Regions from separate parts of the Homo sapiens genome. Here region 2 is linked to region 1. A link is a loop called in an ENCODE intact Hi-C map of the cell type or tissue named here. Cell type or tissue: lower leg skin. All regions are shown on one strand. Each heading gives the region's core, and the rest is flanking DNA. Links, peaks and the distances in the headings are about the cores only.

Evidence for each region. Peaks named below come from ENCODE experiments on the same cell type or tissue, not always from the same donor. Only the 100,000 strongest peaks of a DNase experiment are listed, where the experiment ranks them.
Region 2: it touches region 1 in a loop (3-fold over the local background); 12 of 110 quality-filtered maps call a loop at or near these places.

The regions. Positions count from the first base shown.
Region 1 is chr15:91,221,252-91,231,325 of GRCh38, forward strand. SV2B (synaptic vesicle glycoprotein 2B) reads left to right here. Exons shown (of 13, transcript NM_001323032.3): 2 at 4,622-5,463. The coding sequence starts at 5,013. Among named protein-coding and RNA genes, the nearest start is that of SV2B, 130 kb to the left of the region's middle. In lower leg skin, for the core only: no CTCF peak of the experiment used is centred there; a DNase peak (open chromatin) is centred at 5,340.
Region 2 is chr15:91,279,719-91,289,792 of GRCh38, forward strand. It overlaps SV2B (synaptic vesicle glycoprotein 2B), which reads left to right. Exons shown (of 13, transcript NM_001323032.3): 10 at 2,010-2,143; 11 at 4,303-4,503; 12 at 9,803-9,962. Among named protein-coding and RNA genes, the nearest start is that of CRAT37, 180 kb to the right of the region's middle. In lower leg skin, for the core only: no CTCF peak of the experiment used is centred there; no DNase peak of the experiment used is centred there.

The sequences.
Region 1 (10,074 bases), core at 3,249-8,248:
TCATGGATGATCTCAACTGAATTCTCACAATGACCCTACTATAACCATTTTACAGATGAGGAAACTGGGGCACAGAGCAGTTAATAGCTTGCACGCAGGTAGTAGATGTGGCAGAGTCAGGATTGGAACCTGGACCCTCTAAGACCAGAGTCACTGTTGTACATCCCATAATCATACCAAAATGGTGGATCAGCCTGAAAAAATATTTTTTTTAAATCTTAATTACACAGGAATTATAGGATGCTGGAAAGGTTTCCAGTCCAGAATTTGGCTCCTTAGGGTCATCATTGTTCTAGTCACTCTCGGCCTTTCCTTCTCACCTGATAGGAAATGCACCACTTGTTCTCCTGTGGGAGTCCCCTTGTGTCTGTCCTTCCAGCCCCATGGCCACCACCTTTGTCCAGGCCTCACCTCACCTGTGGACTATTACCAAGCATGTGCGCACACACACACACACACACACACACACACACACGTGCATACATGAAAGCTTCTACCTGGTTTCATTGCCGTTAGATTTTTTATTAAAAACCAGGACCACATCCCCACCAGGAGGACCTTTCCAGAGCCCTGCCCTGCTGCACTGCACTGCTGTGTCCAGTTTAACAACCTTCACTGGCTCTCTTTTCTCAAAGAAAATTTCAAACCCTGAGCAGGGTATTCAGACTTGACTTCTGTTTCCTTCCGCATCATGTCTCCCATAACCTCCCACTCTTGGATCAACTGCTGTAGGCCACCTGGTCTCTTCATTCTGCCAAGACAAGCAAAGCCATCCTGCCTCCATGCCTCTGCATAGCCTTGTCCTCCAGCCTGCAGTGCCTTCCTCTCCATTGTTTGTTTCTCTGAGCCCTTTCCTGCCTTTGGACGTCCCCACTACCTCTAGGATACTATTTCAGCAGATCCCAGCCCCTAGGATCCCTCCTTCCTTTGGAACCCCTTGGAGAACAAATATTTGTGGCCCTGTGTCGTCTATCTAAGTTCTTCAGCCTCAGTCTTATTTTCTGTAAAATGGGCGCAATAATAGTCCCACCTCATACGGTCGTTGTGCAGGTTAAAAGATGTAAAGCACATGGTAAACTTAGCACAGACGCTGGCACGAAGCCTCAAAGCAAGTATTCAATAAATGAAAGATACTATTATTAATAATCAAGATTGTAATTTTTATTACCACACGATGCTTTGTGTTGTTTTAATCTAACTCTCTCATTAGGGGTAGATCTTCTGAGAATGGGGATCAAGTCATGTCATAGTCCTGTAATGCCTTCAGCATCAAGATCCCAGGACATGTTTGTTGAAGATGGGTGAGCAAACCCTAACCAAAGAGTTGGAAACTCAGTGTCAATGTGAGCTCTGCCAGCGACTCTGCGTGTGACCTTGACTTATCTTCTTGGCGTCTTAGTTTCTTTCACTCTGTATCATCCCTAACATTCTGTTTGAACGTGGATTTCAAAGCCAAGCCCTGATATTGATTCTCTGTGTTAATTTGGGCACATTTTTCAATCTTCTTAGTCCTCAGTTTCTTAATCTGTGTAACGGAGAGAACAATCTTGTTTTACCATTGGCTGTAAGAATAAATGAGGTATTGCTTATAAAATGCTCACCTTAGTACTCAATTCAGTTGCACTTGTGGTTGTTTTATCATAGCTGTTTGATGTTGTTATTTCATAAACACTAGGCTTGTTGAATGTATTCGTTTCCTGGGCCTGTCATAAAAAATATTTGTTTCATACCTCTGGAGCTTAGATGTTCAGAATCAGGGTGTCAACACAGTTGATTCCTTCTGAGAGCTGTGAGAGAGAATCTGTTGCAGGTTGGGAAGCCTTAGGCTTGTAGATGGCATTTGTCTTGGGTCTTCACTTTGTCTTCCTTTTGAGCGTGTCTGTCTCTGTGTCCTTTTGTGAAGACACCAGTCATATTGGATTAGGAGCCATCCGAATGATCTCATCTTAACTTGATTACCTCTGGAAAGACTCTATTTCCAAATAAGATCACATTTTGAGGTGCCGGCAGTCAGAACTTCAACATACCTTCACGCTATAGGGACACAATTCAGCCAGTACCATTGAAAATGATTAATAGTTGTGTTTCTTAAATGAAATAGAAATGAACACTCACTGGACAGTGATTCCCCTTTACTCCACTGCACTTGACATTCACAGCAGGTCTTTTAACTGAATCAGGTGAGTGGAGTTAGTTTTGACGAAGATCCTCTTCTTTCTGCAAAGCAGCTCCCAGAACCTTTGCCCTGGGTGGTGAGTCCCACAAGTGCTTTTGGAATTGCAAGTCTATCATTTCTGGTTCACGACGTTGTTATAGGGCCCCCAGGATGGAAATAACACACCAGATCTCAGTCAGGTGGCGTTCTTTCCATGTTTTTATAGCGCTCTGCAAACTCTCCTGCTGTTTACATGTGACTTATATTCCGCCGGTGGTCCCTAAATAGATGTAATAAAAACAGATTTAGAATATTAATCTGACGTGGTTCAGGCCAACATGGTCTAATAGAAATTTATTTACTGGAGATGGTGAAAAATCGGAAAGAGTAGAGTGCGAATCATTTCTTAGTAAGTATTTCTTGCTGGCTTCTTTGGCACTGTTTCTCAAAGTGCAGTCCTGGATTCCGTGTGTTATTTGTGGAAAATGCAGATTGCAGGGCCCTGCCCTATCCTGCAGATTCAGTGTCTTTCAGGGAGGGGTCCTGGAATTGGCATTTCTGTTGAGCCGCCCACGTTCTGAGTGGTGCTTCACCCTGTAATGTTTGAGAACCACTGGTTTCCATCCTCTCAGAAGGAAATGCATTGTATTGTCTGAGTCAGATGGGTTTCAGTGCTGGAGTCTGTCCAGGGCTGAAGACCAGGAGGGCCAGGAAGCAGGTGTGGGGCAGAGGGCCCAGGGATGGGCTGTGGGCAGAGGGAGGAGTCAAGTAGCCATGGTGAGGACAAATGTATCCAATCCTTTGTGAGGTGACATCTGCTGAGCATGCTGAAAGGACAGTGGATTTCAGGTGTGACAGGGAGGCCTGTAAAGGTTGATGGGGTCTGTACTGTGGGCAGGTGGTTTGACCTGGGGCGTGAGTCTCTGGTAGCCTCAATGTGTGAGGTCCGAGCATTATCCCTATCAGAGGGTCCAGCAGCTGGGAGCACTGGGGTGGGGTAGGGGGTGTAGGAGGGGCTGACGCCTAGCCCTGAGGGGCTACTCAGTGAGGCGGGGCCTCAGAGCCACTTGGAGAGAGCTGTGGGCAAATCTGGATTTCTGAGCTTGAAGCAGCCCTTCTTCATTACGCTCTGGGAATCTGTATTTTTAAAGCTCCCCAGGTGATTTAATGTGACAGTCCCTCGGGGTAGCATCTGGGAAGTATGAGGACATTGGAACGAGCTGGCTTTGGGACCAGTGACCTGGTCCTAATGCTGTGACCTTGATCGCGTTACTAACCCACTCGGAGACAGTTTGATTATCTCTCAAATGAAGATACAGATGATTTTTTTTCTTTCTTTTTTTGCTGTTGTGGGAATTACAGATAAGAGATGTGATACACTCAGCACATGTTCTGGCACACAGTAGGCCACAATAAATGGTGGCCCCAAGCCTTGTGAAACCTGAGATTCTAGGCACAATGAGAATCCACTGGGCAAAGGAGTCAACAGAGGGACTCTGATTGGAATTGGGATATAGGATGAGATCTTGGCTCTAGACAACATTGCCTCCTGGTGTCCAGAATTGGAACTAGGGGAAAAAAAAGAAGCAACACTCATGTCAAGGCTTAAATAGTATTTACCCGTGCAGACCAGGCACGATTCTAAGTACTTTATGCACAACCTTATGAATTAAGTACTATTGTTATCCCATTTTATACAGGAGAAAATTGAGGCTTGGAAAGATGCGTGTATGGTCACATGGACCATTGTGCAGCAGAATTGAGTTTCAGACCCAGGTCATCTGGCTGTATCCTCAGCCCCCTGTTCCTGCCTGTTTAAGCCTCATATGAGGACAGAGTGGCCTTTGAACCACAATGCTGAGTCTCAAAAGTAAGCTGGGATTCAAGAAAAATGTTTCCGGCTATTTTTTTTGGCCATACATTTCTAGATGTTAAATCGTACAGCCACTTCACGACAAAGTTAGAAAAGCGGCATTTTCGTAGCAGAAACAGCTATAATAACCTCCACTATTGCCAAAGGCTTGATAAGTTCTAACAGAAAATCCATAATACAAAATTGTCTTAGAGTATAAATCCCTTGACCACTTTATATTTCATTCTTGCATAACATTTTTATTTTATTTTATTTTATTTTTTTATTATTATACTTTAAGTTCTAGGGTACATGTGCACAACGTGCAGGTTCGTTACATATGTATACATGTGCCATGCTGGTTTGCTGCACCCATTTCATGGGTCAATTAGAGCTTCAAAGGGCCTCTCTGACCACGGTTCCTTCTCCTTTAGCCTCCACTCTCACCGATTCAATCCTCATTCAGTTGATAGAAATTTGAATGTCTGATAAGATTTCTCCCACCTTACACATGAGGCATTGGCATTACCAAATATATTGGCTTAATTCTGAGAGTATTTTGTTAGAATTTCAACCTTTGTAAATTCTTCTCTATCCCTTCTCTCTGTTCTCAGAGCATAACCTTCGGTGGCAGGACAAATCAGGCCAGCACGCAGTCTGCCAAGTCCTGCTCGCTCCCTGTCAAGAAAAACAGCTGGATCCATTTCTAATCAACACTTCCCAACGCAACACTTCTGAGTCTCTGAAGGAGACCAGAGCTTGAAACTTTCCAGACTTCCAACAGACATCGAGTGCAAAAGGATATTTAGGTTGTCTTTGCACAAATCTGGTTGATTTGAGAGATAAAGGGGGGGGGAACCAGTGTGACTTTCACCTAAGAAGTCACATGAACATATTTCACATTTGAACTACATAATGAATGATGGTTATTGAAATAGCCCAAACCTCTACCACAGAGCGAGGGATATAGCTCAAGGGGCAACCAGGCAGTCGCAGAACCAAGGAATGGATGACTACAAGTATCAGGACAATTATGGGGGCTATGCTCCCAGTGATGGCTATTACCGCGGCAATGAGTCCAACCCAGAAGAAGATGCACAGAGTGATGTCACCGAAGGCCATGATGAGGAAGACGAGATCTATGAGGGCGAGTACCAGGGTATCCCTCACCCAGATGATGTCAAGGCCAAGCAGGCCAAGATGGCGCCCTCCAGAATGGACAGCCTTCGGGGCCAGACAGACCTGATGGCTGAGAGGCTGGAAGATGAGGAGCAGTTGGCCCACCAGTACGAGACCATCATGGATGAGTGTGGCCATGGCCGCTTCCAGTGGATCCTCTTTTTCGTCTTGGGTTTGGCCCTGATGGCCGATGGGGTGGAAGTGTTCGTGGTGAGTTTTGCCCTGCCCAGTGCAGAGAAGGACATGTGTCTGTCCAGTTCCAAAAAAGGAATGCTAGGTAAGTGGAAATTTCCAATGATCCCTCCAATGAAAGGGAAGGAGAAGTAAAATTTATCTAGTATCTGTCACTATTAGGCACTTTAAATATATCACAATGTACCCATTTTGCTGTGAAGGAATTTTTGTCTTAGAGAAATCAATTGATTGACTTAAGTTTGCACAGCTAATAAGTATTGGAGCTTAGGTTTCTATTGAGGTCTATCTGACTTCTGAGCTCTTAGTTTGCTTTCCAGATCTTGTTGCCTCCTTGAGAGTCAGATTTCTTTCTTCTTCATGTTAAACCTTCTTCGATGTCCAAATGACAAATACATTTTGGGAGTGGCAAATGTGGGAGTGGCAAATTAAACCTTCTTCCATGTCCAAATGACAAATACATTTGGGAAGAGATCTCTGGCTGGTCTCTTCCACTTGGTCCTTCTCTCTGTGTCTTTCCAGAGTCCGATGGTGTCTGTTCCTGGTTTCTCATGTACATAAATGTTAGTAGGCTGAATGCCCACATACCCTGGGGATGAATGGTGGGCTTAAGCACACCCGTGGAGTCCCTGCAGGCTGTTGGGAACCATGCTGTGAAGCACAGATGGATTCTGCAGGATAGAGGACCAGCTTTGCAAATCAATTAAGAGATCAGCACCATCAGAGCCAAGCATCAGCATCAGGCTGAGGCAGAGAGGATTTGTGAAATTAGAGAGACGGTGTGCACAAATGGTGTGATGTAGAAAAGATTCATCATCATATGGACAAGCATTTGTCTTTAGTCACCAAATGTCCTGAAAAATGTATCTACCCTCTAAATTTAGAGTCTATGAAATTAATTGTGCAGCAAACATGTAGTTATGAGAACTAACTATAAGTCAAATTCTCATTCAAGACCAGGACATGCTTATGACCCTCAAGAGCTCAAAATCTATCTAGCAATTCAGCTCCTTCATTCAACAAATATCTTTTATTGGTTTACCTTATGCTAGACTCTGTGCTCAGGATCTGGGAAGAAAATAGCTTTTGTCTCTCAAATAATTTGCATGTAGTTGAACAAACAGACATTAACAAACACAGAGAATTATTTGGTTACTGTAGGGACAGTCTCTATGAAATACCTGGTGCGATTCAGGTCCCCGATACTTGCTATAGAGCAAGAGCTAGCAAACAGTTCTGTAAAGACCCAGATAGTAAATATTGTAGACCTTGCAGACCCAGATGGTCTCTGTCACAATCACTCAACTCTGTCACTGTAGCACAATAGCAGCTTTGAACAACACGTAAACAAATGGGCTGTGTTCCAATTAGACTTTATTTACAAAAAAATGGTCAGTGGGCCAGATTTAGCCTGCGGGCTGCAGTTTGCAATCCCCTGATTTAGGGCCACTGTAAATAAAATTGAGATATAAAATAAAGAACCTCTGCATAAAAAATTGTCCCTGGGGGCTCTTAAAAATGGTTTTACACGTTTGTGTTTAACTAAAGGGCCATTTGAAATGATTAGAACTGTGTCAGATATAACCCTGAGGGCACCAAAAGAGACAGAGTATATGCAAACAGAAGAAAGGGCTTGAGAAGCAAAGATATCACCTGGAGTTTTTAAACACCAACATAATTTTAGTGTAGTTCTTTTTCATATTAAAAAATTCTGCTACCTGCTTTTAAGTATAAATAATAGATTTTTTTTTCAAAGGACAAAACCAAGCAACCAACAAACAACCAACAAAAACCAAAGACCCCAAACAAAACAAAACCATCTCCAACTGATGTAAACATTTCTGAGACATTAATTTGTTTTGCAGTATTCCCAACTGAAACCCTGGGTCCCTGTGAGTCCAAATTGGCAATGTCGGTAATGATTTCATGGCCTGCTGGTCTCTCTGGCACCGTGGTGCCTGGCAGCCTCATTAACAGGGCTGCAGTATGGTTGCAGCTCTTGCTGGCTCCTAGGGCAAATGCTGGGAGTTGCGGGAACATGGTCTTAATCTGAGAGTCCAGGTTTTTGTAATTTTGCTTTTAGTGTCTGCCCAGAAGATGCAGTGACTCCACCCAAGTGGAGAAGGCAGACCCTCTGAACATAGATGGACTTCCTATGCACTCGTGGGAACCTCTTTGTGGTCAAGAAAATGAGTGTCTAAATGGATCCAGGGGGCTGGATGATTTGAGGATTTCATGAGGCCAGAATTTCCACACGCTGTCACATGGAATCTTCAGAGTCACCATGTCGGTTAGATGATCTTTGTCCTTCAGTGTGAACATGCAGAAACAGATTCAGAGAGTTTTATCTAAGGTCACATAGCTCGTAAGTGTTGAGCAGGGGTTTGACCGAAGGTCTATTTGACTTCAAAGTCTATGCCCATTCTGCCACACCATACTGCCTTTCTCTCACGCCTCGTTTGTGGGAAGGAGGTCATGCCGTGCACAGGCTGCTCTCTGTGTCATCAAGCACCTCATAGATTACTTGGAACACCAGACTGCTTCCAACAGAAAGGGAACATGGTATGCTGATAATGATGTGGGCACTGGAGTCCAACCTCTAGGGTTTGGCGACTGGGTACGTCCTACATGTCATCGATCTGCTAGTGACCTTGGGCAAGTTATGACTCCTCTAATTCTCGGTGTTTCCATCTGTAGAATAAGAGCAGTAATGCAGTGCTGTGAGGACTAAATGAGATAATGCAGGTGTAAAGCAACCAGCGCTTGTTGCCCTCTCAACAATGATTAGTTCTCGTTACTTTATATTCTGCCATTCTCCCATCGGGCATTTGCAGTGAACTATAGCTGCAGTGAGATGACGAAGCAACGTGGCCCTGGAGCCAGTTGCTTGGATTTGAATCCTTGCTGTGCCAGTTCTTAGTAGTGTGGTTTTGAGAAAGTTGCCTGGCTTCTCTGTGCCTTGGTTTCCTTGTTTGCAAAATGGAGATAATAATAGTATCTACTTCATAGGATTATTCTGAGGACTAAATAAGGTTAATCCATTTAACATGACTAAAACAGTACCTGCCCCTAATCAGTGCTCAAGATATCTTAGTTATTATTATTGTCGATTGTGGTTGTTCTTATTACTAAACTGATTGCTTGATAATGACTCAGGAACAGATTTTCTCAGGTGAGACTGCAAATTTCTTTCAGCCAATGTTTTTTATGGTAGACTTCTAAGGTCAAGCTATCCTGCCTCAGCTGGCGAAAAGGCTGTTTATGTTTGAGTGCTGCTAACTCAGTTCTGTCTTTCCCCATCCTCTCTCTGTTTTAAAAAGAAACTCTCTGGTTGGGTGTGGTGGCCCATGCCTGTAATCCCAGTGCTTTGGGAGGCTGAGGTGGGAAGATCACTTGAGGCCAGGAGTTTGAGATCAGCCTGGGCAACATGGTGAAACCCGTGTCTACAAAATACAAAAGAAATTAGCCAGATATGGTGGTGCATGCCTGTAGTTCCAGCTACTTGAGCGGCTGAGGTGGGAGGATTGCTTGGGCCCAGGAGACGGAGGTTGCAGTGAGCTATCATTGTGCCACTGTACTCCAGCCTGGGTGAAAGAGTGACACCTTGTCTCATTTAAAAAAAAAAAAAAAAAGAAAAGAAAAGAAAAAGAAAGTCGCTGAAAGTGATGTCTTTACTCTTGACTCCTACTTGATGGCCCAGGAAAGGAATTCAGTAAGAGAAATCTCCACTCCCAAATTCAAGTGTCAAATCATAGGATATTTTGTTATTTTTTTCCTGGAAATGAATGAATCCATTTGGAAAATAAAGAAATATCCCTTGGCCAGGTGACAAAAATATCTGGGTGCTGCTGTCCTATTTTTCTGAGCTTTTAGAAAGATGAATGTTTGCTTCTCTTGAGCGTTATGTTTTATTGGATCTTCATCTAGAACTGTCTCACTTGGGGAAGAAAAAGATCTGTGAGTATATTGTTAACATTGAAGGCTCAACCCTGCTTAGTGTCCAGGAGTTGGTCTCCTTCAACTCTCAATGAAGAAGGCATTCATTTGTTAATTAAACTCTTCACCCATTCTTTTAAAAAATGTTTGAACATTACCACACGCCTGGTACTCCTCTGGTTTATAGCAATACAAGGAGACAAAGTCCTGGCACTCAATGAGTTTTATTCTAATGGTGGAAATAGAGGTCACACAGAGATGTTAAACACAAACACCACGACATAATCATGCAATGCAACATTCAGCCTTATCACTTTTATTCAGATAGGAAGGAAACAAAGACAGTGTGAAGGGATAGAGCTTGAGGTTGATGGGCTGGGGGGCGTTCTGGAGTTAGGTGATTTGTTTTTGCAATTGCTCTATTAATGATTGTGTGACCTTGGGCCAATCTGAAGTCTTTCTTCTGAGATTCCACAGTTTTTGGTGGTTGATGAGTGAATCCACATGTATTTTAACCTTTCATGGGATAATTATGCATTTTCTGGGTATGTAAAAAAAAAATCACCCGAAGAAATGATTAAACTTAGGAAGCTCAGGGCTATGTGGCAAGGTAAGCCCTTTGGTTCTTACAAATGACATCACTGACAACGGATTGCCATGTTTAGGAGTGCGGACTTGATTCCACTGGTAGTGGAGAGCTGTTTAATGGGGAGCTATGAAATATGCCGTTGAGGAAGGAGGTGATAAGATGGGGCCTGTG
Region 2 (10,074 bases), core at 3,153-8,152, 58 kb after region 1:
TACATCAGCAGCCTATTACTATATTAGAGAGAAGGATATATTAAGAAAAGCAAAGGTCTGCAACAGTCTCCAGGAATAGCTCTCTTAAGTAAACACGTCTAGCTTATACATTTTGACATCAGAGGCATCTTCTTGTAACAAAAGACTCACCAATTAGTTTTCCCATGGAAATCTGAAGAATTTAGTGATAGCTTTTGGAGGCCCCTGTTTAAAAGTCTGTAGCAAATTTGGCCCTAAGAAAAATTTCTCAAAATAGTTTGGTTTTCTAGACCAATGATTCTCAAATTTCTTTAAGTATAATAATCTGGTCTCTGCCATTGGTGATTCTGGTTCAAGAGGTGTAGGCTGGAATTTAGGAAATGACATCTTTAATAATAACCTCAAGTTTATTCTGATGCAAGTGGTCTGGGGTCCTGCTTTTGGTGAACACTTGCCCGGGACTTCTTGTGTGGGGTCTTTTAGCAGAAGCTAATGATTGGCAGCTCTAGATTAAGGTTCTGAGCAGGACATGATAGAGCATGAAGGATAAGGGTCACTGGCCCATTGTAGGTGGTCATGGAGTGAATTATTTGGTGGCCCTTTTGAAAAGGAACAATGGCCATCAGCACCCTGTGCTATCTCTGTCATGCCGATTTCCACTGTATTGTAGTTGCCTATTTGCTTGCACTTTTTTCCAATTAGACTGGAGAGCAGGGACCATGACTTTCCTCTCTATACTCATAGCACCTAGTACCATGCTCAGTGTTTGCAGAAGACTAAATATGTAAGTGAATGAATAGAAGAATGAAAGAAAGTGTTGTAATTATTTGCAAATGAAGACATATTTAAAGGCTTCCAGCCTAAAAGTTTGACCAAGCTTGTTAAATATAGCCAACAGAGGAAGATGGTAATGTATGTGAGATACATTTTTAAATGTTGCATTGTTCTTTCCTATTAAATATGCAGGAGTTGGAGAGGTGCAGTGACTCCCACATGTGGCTGCGCCTCAGAATCGTCTAGGTGCCTTATTGTCTTTTTAACTGAGTTTTAAAAAAAAGTGAACACATAATACATACGCTTGGCATAAAGTGAAAATTAAGTGTATTATTCCTCACTTCCATTGTGCCTCCCTGGAAACAACCGTTTCTATCAGTTTCTTGTGTAGCTCTCCAGATATATTTGGAAGCATATGTATCCATGCCCTTTCTTACCTTAATGAGCCTGTCTTGTAAACTCTATGTTGCATCTTGATTTTTTAACTTAACAATATATCTTAAAGATTATTCCATATTAACACATATAGATCTACCTCATTTACTACGATGGCTACATGGTATTCCATTATATGGCATCTATTACATATGTATGTATGTAGTAATCCATTGTTGTTACAAGCAGTGTTACAATGAAGATCAGTGAATGTATCTCTTTGAATACATGGGCAAGTATGTGTAGGATAAATTCCTAGAGGTGGTATTCCTAGGTCAAAGAGAACGTGCATTTCAAATTTTGCAAAATTGCTCCCCAAAGAGGCTGCATGGATTATATTCTACCAATAGTATGAATGAAAGGCCTATTTCCCCACATCTTTGTTGGGACAATTTTTTTAAAAATGAAGATTCTCAGACCTTCACAATTCTATGGCTTCCAAAACTTCTAGGACCACTCCAGGGACCTGCATGTTTTAAAAATGTCTCAGAAAGTGAGGTGTTATTAATATTTAAATTTCACACTATTTCACATTTCTGTGATTCTGACTTAGAAGGTCCGTGGACCTGCCTTTGAAAACCAGCAGGTTGGTGCATAGCACTCCGTATGCACCTACGCTAGACACTGGCTTCCAGGTCCTGAAGCCCTTCCCCACTAATAAACAAACAGCTAAGAAGTGGGGAAGTGGTCTGGGTTGAAAATAATGCTCTGGCACCTTTTGCTTGCACATCTCCTTTTTCTGCCTTGCTGTGTTTTCCATTTTGGTCTTAAGTCTCTTTTTTTCTCAGATGAATCACTCAAGGGTCAACCTCTTCCCACAGGTTCACAAGAATGTACTTTAAACATGTACTCTTTGAGGACACATTCTTTGACGAGTGCTATTTTGAAGACGTAACATCAACAGATACCTACTTCAAAAATTGTACCATTGAATCAACCATCTTTTACAACACAGGTAGGTAAGAACATTGACAGATTGAATAGAAAGTAACAGGAGACAACTTGTGTTGTCCAAGAATCAAAATGGTCAGGCATAAACTTTAGGAGTAGGAAAGTATTCGTAGATACAAATGCCAAGCCTTGGTGGGGAAATGGATTTTAGCCCCAGGCATGGCACAAATTAGGTGCACAGCCTTTGCTAAGGCATTTAATGTATCTGCGTCTCAGTTTTATCACAAATGAAATGGAAACAAAAGTTGTAGCCAAATGTCCTCATGTCAGTGAGGCTGATGCTATACACGAAGGGTCTTTGGTATGAACAAAGGATGACACAAATAACAACTGGCATTCCAGGAGGGCTGCATTTTATGCACGGAATGCATTCTTGAAGACCTTGCACAATTTGAAACTTGCAAAATGCAAGACTCATGTTCTCACAATAATAAATGGAAAGGGAAAATTACATCTGTTCACATTTTTTGCATAAAGTGAAATACAAAGACTATTTTAAAATCATACTATTTCAGATTTCTGTGATTTAAAAAGTCCCAAAATTCTACCACTACACCTCTTCTTGTTACTTTTACTACCCTCATCATAAATTAATAACATACCAAGTGAAGTCGGGGTATAAGGAAACCAACTGAGCTTCATTAGGGGGCTTTACCTACATTGTCTCAAGGGAGAAATGTACTATTTTTTTTTAATCCTTCTCTTATAGCTAAGGAAACTGAGTTAAGGAAATCAAGACTTAAGCAACTTGCTCAAGGCCGTGGTTAGCAAGTGGAAGGAGTTTGGATTCATTCCTCAGTTGTTTGGCTCTGAAGCCTGCAATCTTTCCACAGAACTACTTGCATTATGTCCAGATCTATGCTTTATTCTTGGCATCAGCAGCAAGGGATAGTTTATATAAGAACATCTTTTTCCTCTATGATATCAGCCTCAAGAGCTTCAAGATCTGGTCTCTAAATATTCTGGAGTCTCTTAATAATTCATTCTGGCACTAACCTTCCTGAATTTCCTTTTAGACTGATCTTGAAACAATAATGAGTTCCGGAAGTTTAATAAGTGTCATTAGAAACTGGCATATTGTTTTATGATTTCAAGTTTGAATGATGCCTCCTCATTTGAATACTCTTACCATGGAGATTCTTGCAAACACGTGTAGTCAGGAAATGTCAGAGCTGGGAGAAGCAGTGGAGATGATCATGTGCACTCTTCCAATTTTGTAGATTTTGTAGGTAGAGCCTCAGGGAGGTTAAAGAGGGTCAGCAGCAGGGCCAGCTCCCCAAACGCAGGTTTCTAGGGAGCCTGTTTAGTACTTTTTCTGTCAGAACAGCTGATCTTAGAAGGTGTCAGAAGACTTGCAAACTGGTTCCAATGCAAATGGCTTTTATTTTTTAAGAATGTTCAGGTTTTGGCACAGACTACAGCATGGGCTCTGGAGTGATCGGCTCCATCTGGAACCAACTCTCTTGTGTTCTGCTCCCCTATGCCAGGTAGCCTCCAAGGAGAGGCCTAGCTGCCGTGGCCCTCAGTGTCTCAGTGTCACCTGATTGGTACAAACAGGACTGTTATCCAGCTGGAGAGATGATTTTTTTTTTTTTAAAGGCAAGGTCTCCCTCTTTTGCCCAGGCTGGAATGCAGTGGCATGACCATGGCTCAATGTAGCCTTGACCTCCTGGGCTCAAGTGATCCTCCTGCCTCAGGTGCCAGAGTAGCTGGGACTACAGGCACACACCACCCCACCTAGCTAATTTAAAAGAAAATTTTATTTATTTATTTATTTGTAGAGATAAGGTCTCACTGTGTTGCCCAGGCTGGTCCTGAACTCCTGAGCTCAAGTGATCCTCCTACCTCGGCCTCCTCAAGTGCTGGGATTACAGATGTGGGCCACTACACCTGGCTGAGAGGATGCATTTTGAAGTCTCTCAATGTTAGTTTAATTTCCCCTTGCTTTTAGGAACTTGAACAGGTCATTACATTTTTGGAAGTTTCTCTCCTCATCCATACCTTGATGACATGGCCACATATTACCTTGACTTTGAGGCTGTCTGACTGGCAAAGGCTGGCACAGCCTGCCTACAGGAGGGGGCAGACTTCATCCCTGCCTCTGCCTTTCTCTCTCCAGCTCCCTTCCACTTACATGAACCGAAGGTTTCCTTCTCTCCCCAGACCTCTACGAGCACAAGTTCATCAACTGTCGGTTTATCAACTCCACCTTCCTGGAGCAGAAGGAGGGCTGCCACATGGACTTGGAGCAAGATAATGACTTCCTGATTTACCTCGTCAGCTTCCTGGGCAGCCTGTCTGTCTTACCCGGGAACATCATTTCTGCCCTGCTCATGGATAGAATTGGAAGGCTCAAGATGATTGGTGAGTTGCCAGCAGGGTCATTCCTGGGTTCCAACGCGCTGGGGTGGTGACTTTCAAGTGTATTAAACAGGGAAATTTTCCCTTTTATTAAATAATTCTTGCACAACAAACCCAACAAGTAAGATTGCACCCAGGGCTATAGAGCCAAGGATGTGTGCCTACAGAAGACTCCAGGGCTCCTGGGAAATAGTCAAGAATCTTTGGTCTAGGCGAGGGACTTTTGTTCATTTCCTGACAGAGAAATTCTGTGACAGTCATTTAATCTATTAGCACTTCAATAAGGGTAGTAATAATATCCACCCTGCCTCTTCATCCGATTATTGTCAGAAAAATATATAAAATGCTCCTGGGTGATGGTTTGATGTTTGAAGATAAATTGTGTTACTTTTATTATTTAATAGCAATACCACTTTAGGCTTTGGAGTTGGACAGAGTCATGTTGAAATCCTATCACCGAAAGGCTGTTTGACCTTGAATGTGTTCCTTTACTTCTCTGGGCCTCAGTTTCCTTATTTATAAGAGAATGATTTTCCACATCCAGCTGGTAGGGTTTTGTGAGAATTGAACATAAGGTACCTGTAACACTTGGCACATCGTCGGTTCTCAAAAATGGTAGCTATATTCATGTATGCCTTGCCTCATTCCATCGGGACTTGCAGCAATTTATTACAGAAACACATGCCATGAATGGTAAACAAGAAGCAAAATGTACAGATTGAGGACCAGGGGAAATGCACATTAGAATATGAGTCAAGGCCAGGGGTGGGGAAGTGGACAACACATTATTAATAAACATGCCATTAGGGACCTGCGTTAGGGTTGACGTTGATTAGGAAAGTTAATACGAAGCTTCCTAGCAGCAACGTGCAAAAGGAAACACAATAAATCATAAAGTCATTTTGTTGGAGAAGAGAAAATTGATCAGGTCTTCATGGGAAGGAATTCTTTTCCTGGCATTTGGCTCATACTGAATATCACTATTATAAATAGTAGCATGCATATTCAGCGTGGTAAGCGTGAGAACTGCCTGTGACTTCAGCTTTTTAATCTTGTGGTGAGGGTGGAGTCATCTCTTAGATATGGCAGACTTCATGCTCTCCTCTATTAGAGGCAGTGCCTGGGTAGTCTTGAGGCCCTATGGGGGAAGGGACAATGGCTTACTCGTCCATAACCCGTGTCCAGCGCAGTGCCTGCAGTAGAGTTGACACTCAGCAATGCTGCTGAACTGATCAGAACGGAAGAAGATGGCCTCTTTCCTAGGTTAGCCCCAAACACCAAGCTTTCAGCAGAAGACACTACAGGTTGGCATCTTAAAAACACTTTGGCTGGGAGTCAGGTGGCTCCGTCTCTGCCAAGATTAGCTTTATGTGTGGACCCACGTTCCTTTACTTCTTTGAGCTTCCATTTTCATTGTTAAAATAATACCTCTGTTTGCCTCAGTGAGATAAGGGGTGTGAGAGCAGACATGAGACACTTCCGCCATTTGTCACCAGCCTTATGAGTCCCAGAGTTTACCAATGGAGTCTCTGGTCTGTTCATGAAGCAGCTGAGGAAGTTCTGGGGGAGGCAGGGTTATAAGGCTGGGGTGGGTGCCCATGTCGACGAGAACAGCCCACCGCCTAAGGACCTGCCACATGCCCCCTCACAGAAGTGGGGTGGGGGTGTGGCTGGGCACAGGGGCAGGCGGGACGGTGAGACAACAGACATCCTTTCCCTCACCACTGAAGCCCTTCGTATCATCGTGAATACATCCCAGATCAAAACAATTCCTATAATGCTAAATAAAGGCACGCTCTCGAATGAGAGATCTAGAACTAATATTTAATCATTCCTTATAGCCTACTCTCTTGTGAATGTCTCTGTTTTGTTTCTGCGCTAGAGGCAAGCTTGTTAAGAGCTGAGACAGGACCTTCTTTGTCTCTCTACCCTTCAATCTTTAGTAAAAGGCCTACATGCAGTGGGTCGGCTGTGACATTGGCAAGTGCATGGTAAAGACAAGGTGCTCAGCTGATATCTATTTCACTAGGATATGGGATGTGGCGGAACCACTTTGAAATAGCCCTATCCCCACCTCTCAGACCAACCCCACTAGAAAATCTGCAAGCACATTTTTGTTCTGCTTAATCTGCTGGGCTCTTTGTAGTGTGCAAGTCATTTCTTGTTATCAGCGGAGTAGAAGTTTTCCTGATTAGGCTGCTACCCACTCATTTATTCATCCAATAACATTTATTTATGCAGTAGTTATTCTCTCAAGGCTGTGTGGGAGGCAATGGGAATGCAACAGTAATTGAGACAGACAGTATCCCTGTGCTTAAGGCGCAAATGATCTATTGGGAGAGGCAGACTTCGACTAGAAATTTCATTTACCTAAACACTATGACATGCTTATTGTTATTGAATATTATTATTATTGAATATTATGAATATTGAACATGTGTTCAATATTAACACATGGAACCCTCACAATAACCCTATGAGGTAGGCGCCATTTTAATCAACATTTTAGAGATGGGGACAGTGAGACAGCTCACAGAAAGGTGAAGCAACTCACTCACGGTCACACAGGTAGTAAATAAGCCGGCATTTGCACCCAGGCCTCCCAATTACCAGAGGAATAAGAATTATGGAAGTGGAAGTACACTGGGCCCTGGGGACTTATAGCAGGAACACCTAACAGAGTTGAAGGATCAGGGAAGGCCTCCCTGACTATTAGCTGATGTGTCAGATCATCATGTTTTGTGGTTATGAAGTGTTTGCCAGCATTTACTGTAAGCCAAGCCCCATGGCTGGCCCCTCTGAGGGATGCATGCATGTAGAGGGTATTGTCCACAGAGCACTTGGGGGTCCTGTAGATGCCAGTTTCCCCTGTTCTAGTTCTCTCCTAGCTTTTGGAAAAAGGTTACCAGGCACCTGCTCACAGCCCTACCACTTCCCAAAGTGGGCAGAATCCAGTTGGACAGTTATCATTTCCTAGTTCATCAGCAAGGATTGGCACTAGTCTTGCAGCCCCAGGTCTGAGGGTGACACTCCGGGCTGAGGACCGTCCCTGGGGAGGTGTTTCTTATTGAGGCCAGGTCAGCCTCTGGCTTCTTGACAACTGGAAAACCTTCCTCCTGCAGGGTCCTGGTGCCTGGTGGGGCACTCGTGCCCTGTGTCCCGGTTGGTTGTTTGAGACCTGCTTCCTTCCCACCTTTCTGCTCACCCTATTTCCACCTCATTGCCAGTCACTTTTCTAGTCTGCAACCTGTTTTGCCATGTTCTGCATCCACCTTGGACTTGGAGCTTGCATCTCAAGGTCCTCCGGGCTGAACTTACTGGAATTGGGCAGCATTTGACAGTCTTCTTTGGATGGGATCTCCTATCAGCTCTATAAGGGCTGTGCTGCTCATTTTCTGTTCACTCCCATCCCCACCCCAGAGTTCTGAGCTGGACTTCTCCGCCCTGCTGGGAGCCCTGCGAGGCTAACCTCATGGACTGCATACTTAGATTCCTGGAGGGGAAAAGGGATTCACCCCAGATAGTTCTAGTGAGGAAACTTTACTCATAGAGCTTTTAGAGGTGTGGAAAGGGTTATGGAAACAAATAAGGCAGGTGAGGCACCCAGACACTAGCAAAAGTGAGAAGCAGTCACCACCTCTATGGCTGTGAGGACAAGGGGGGATAATTGCACTCACAGAGCTCCATGGGGGCTGGAGCCGTGGAGCAAGAGCTACCTGGGAGGAACTGGGGTCTTGGAGGGATGCAGACATTGCCAGAAAAGGCCTTCTACCCCCGGGGAGGAGTTGGGGAGGGGTACTCCAGCCACCTTCCCCTCCCAACTGATAAGAAAGTCCATGGGGTTAGCGTGTAGAGGGTATGTACAGAGCACATGTACAGAGGATAGCGCAGGGCTGAGAAGGGCAAGTCAGATCTCTGGGGTGGGGATTCGGGTAAATGGGGAATAGCACCGCCTTTCTTCAGGTTTCCCTTCAATAGCCCATGTACAGGTGTGTTCTCACCAGGTTATAAGCTCCATGAGAATGGATTTTTTTAAAAAATTATTTTTTTATTTTTAATGGATAAATTATAATTGTATATTTTGATGGGGTACAATGTGATATTTTCATGCATATATACGATGTGGAATGATTAAGTCAAGCTAATTAACATATCCATCACCACACATATATATGTTTTGTGGTGAGAATATTTGAAATTTACTCTCTTAGCAATTTTGAAATATACAATACATTGTTAGTAACTGTAGTCACCGTGCTGTGTAGTAGATCTCGAAAAGTGAGATGATGCAGATGTTTCTGTGCCTGGTTTACCCCATGGACTGTATCTAGCATCCTGCCTTCCAGGTTCATCCATGTTGTCATAAATGGCAGAATTCCTTTCTTTTCTTCTCCTTCCTCTCTCTCTCTTTCTCTCTTCTTTCTTTCTCTCTCTCTCTCTCCTTCCTTCCTTCCTTCTTTTTCTCTTTCTTCTTTTTTTGACAGTGTCTTGCTCTGTCACCCAGGCTGGAGTACAGTGGCGCCATCTCGGCTCACTGCAACCTCTGCCTCCCAGCTTCAAATAATTCTCGTGCCTCAGCCTCCCAAGTAGCTGGGATTACAGGTGTGCACCACCGGGTCTGGCTACTTTTTGTCTTTTTCGTAGAGACAGTGTTTTATCATGTTGGTCAGGCTGGTCTCGAACTCCTGACCTCAAGTGATCCACCCACCTTGGCCTCCCAAAGTGCTGGGATTATAGGCCAGAATTCCTTTCTTTTTAATGTCTGAGTAGTATCCCATTGTGTATGTAAACCACATTTTCTTTATCCACTCATCTGTTGATGGCCACTTAGGTTGACTCCATATTTTGACTATTGTGAATATTGCTACATTGAACAAGAAGCACAGATCTCTTTGACATCCTGGTTTCAAATCAAGACTGAGGTTTTTGTTTTTGTTTTTTGGCCAATACTGATGTAGCTCAAGCACCTAGAACAATGTCTGGTACATAATAGATTCTCAACAAATGCCCCTATCTGCCCCGTCCCGTCACTCTGAGCTGGGCACCACCTTAGAGTGGTGACTTCAGAATCCTTCCTAAGTCTGGTGATCTGACCCACGCAGAGGGCTCTAATGCCATGTCTGGGGTGCCTTGTGAGGATTCCAGCTGTGCTCTCTCTGTGTGGAGGGTGAACCTAATACTTCAGGCAGCCTTGGCTTCAGGTGTACCAGTGAGGGTGGGAGATGGGGCAAGAACTGTGAGTGACAGCCATGTGCAAGACACAGGCCTCATGTTTCTTTTTGCCCTTGAACTCCCTCTGCAGGTGGCTCCATGCTAATCTCTGCAGTCTGCTGCTTCTTCCTGTTTTTTGGCAACAGTGAGTCTGCAATGATCGGCTGGCAGTGCCTGTTCTGTGGGACAAGCATTGCAGCCTGGAATGCTCTGGATGTGATCACAGTGGAGCTGTATCCCACCAACCAGAGGTCAGTTCTTCCCCAGGCTTTCCTCAGGGACTTGTTTGGGCTTCTTTGGCCAGAAGTCTACCTGCTCCCTAAATCTCATGCTGTGCATGGCCATCGTGGTCTTTCTGCTGTT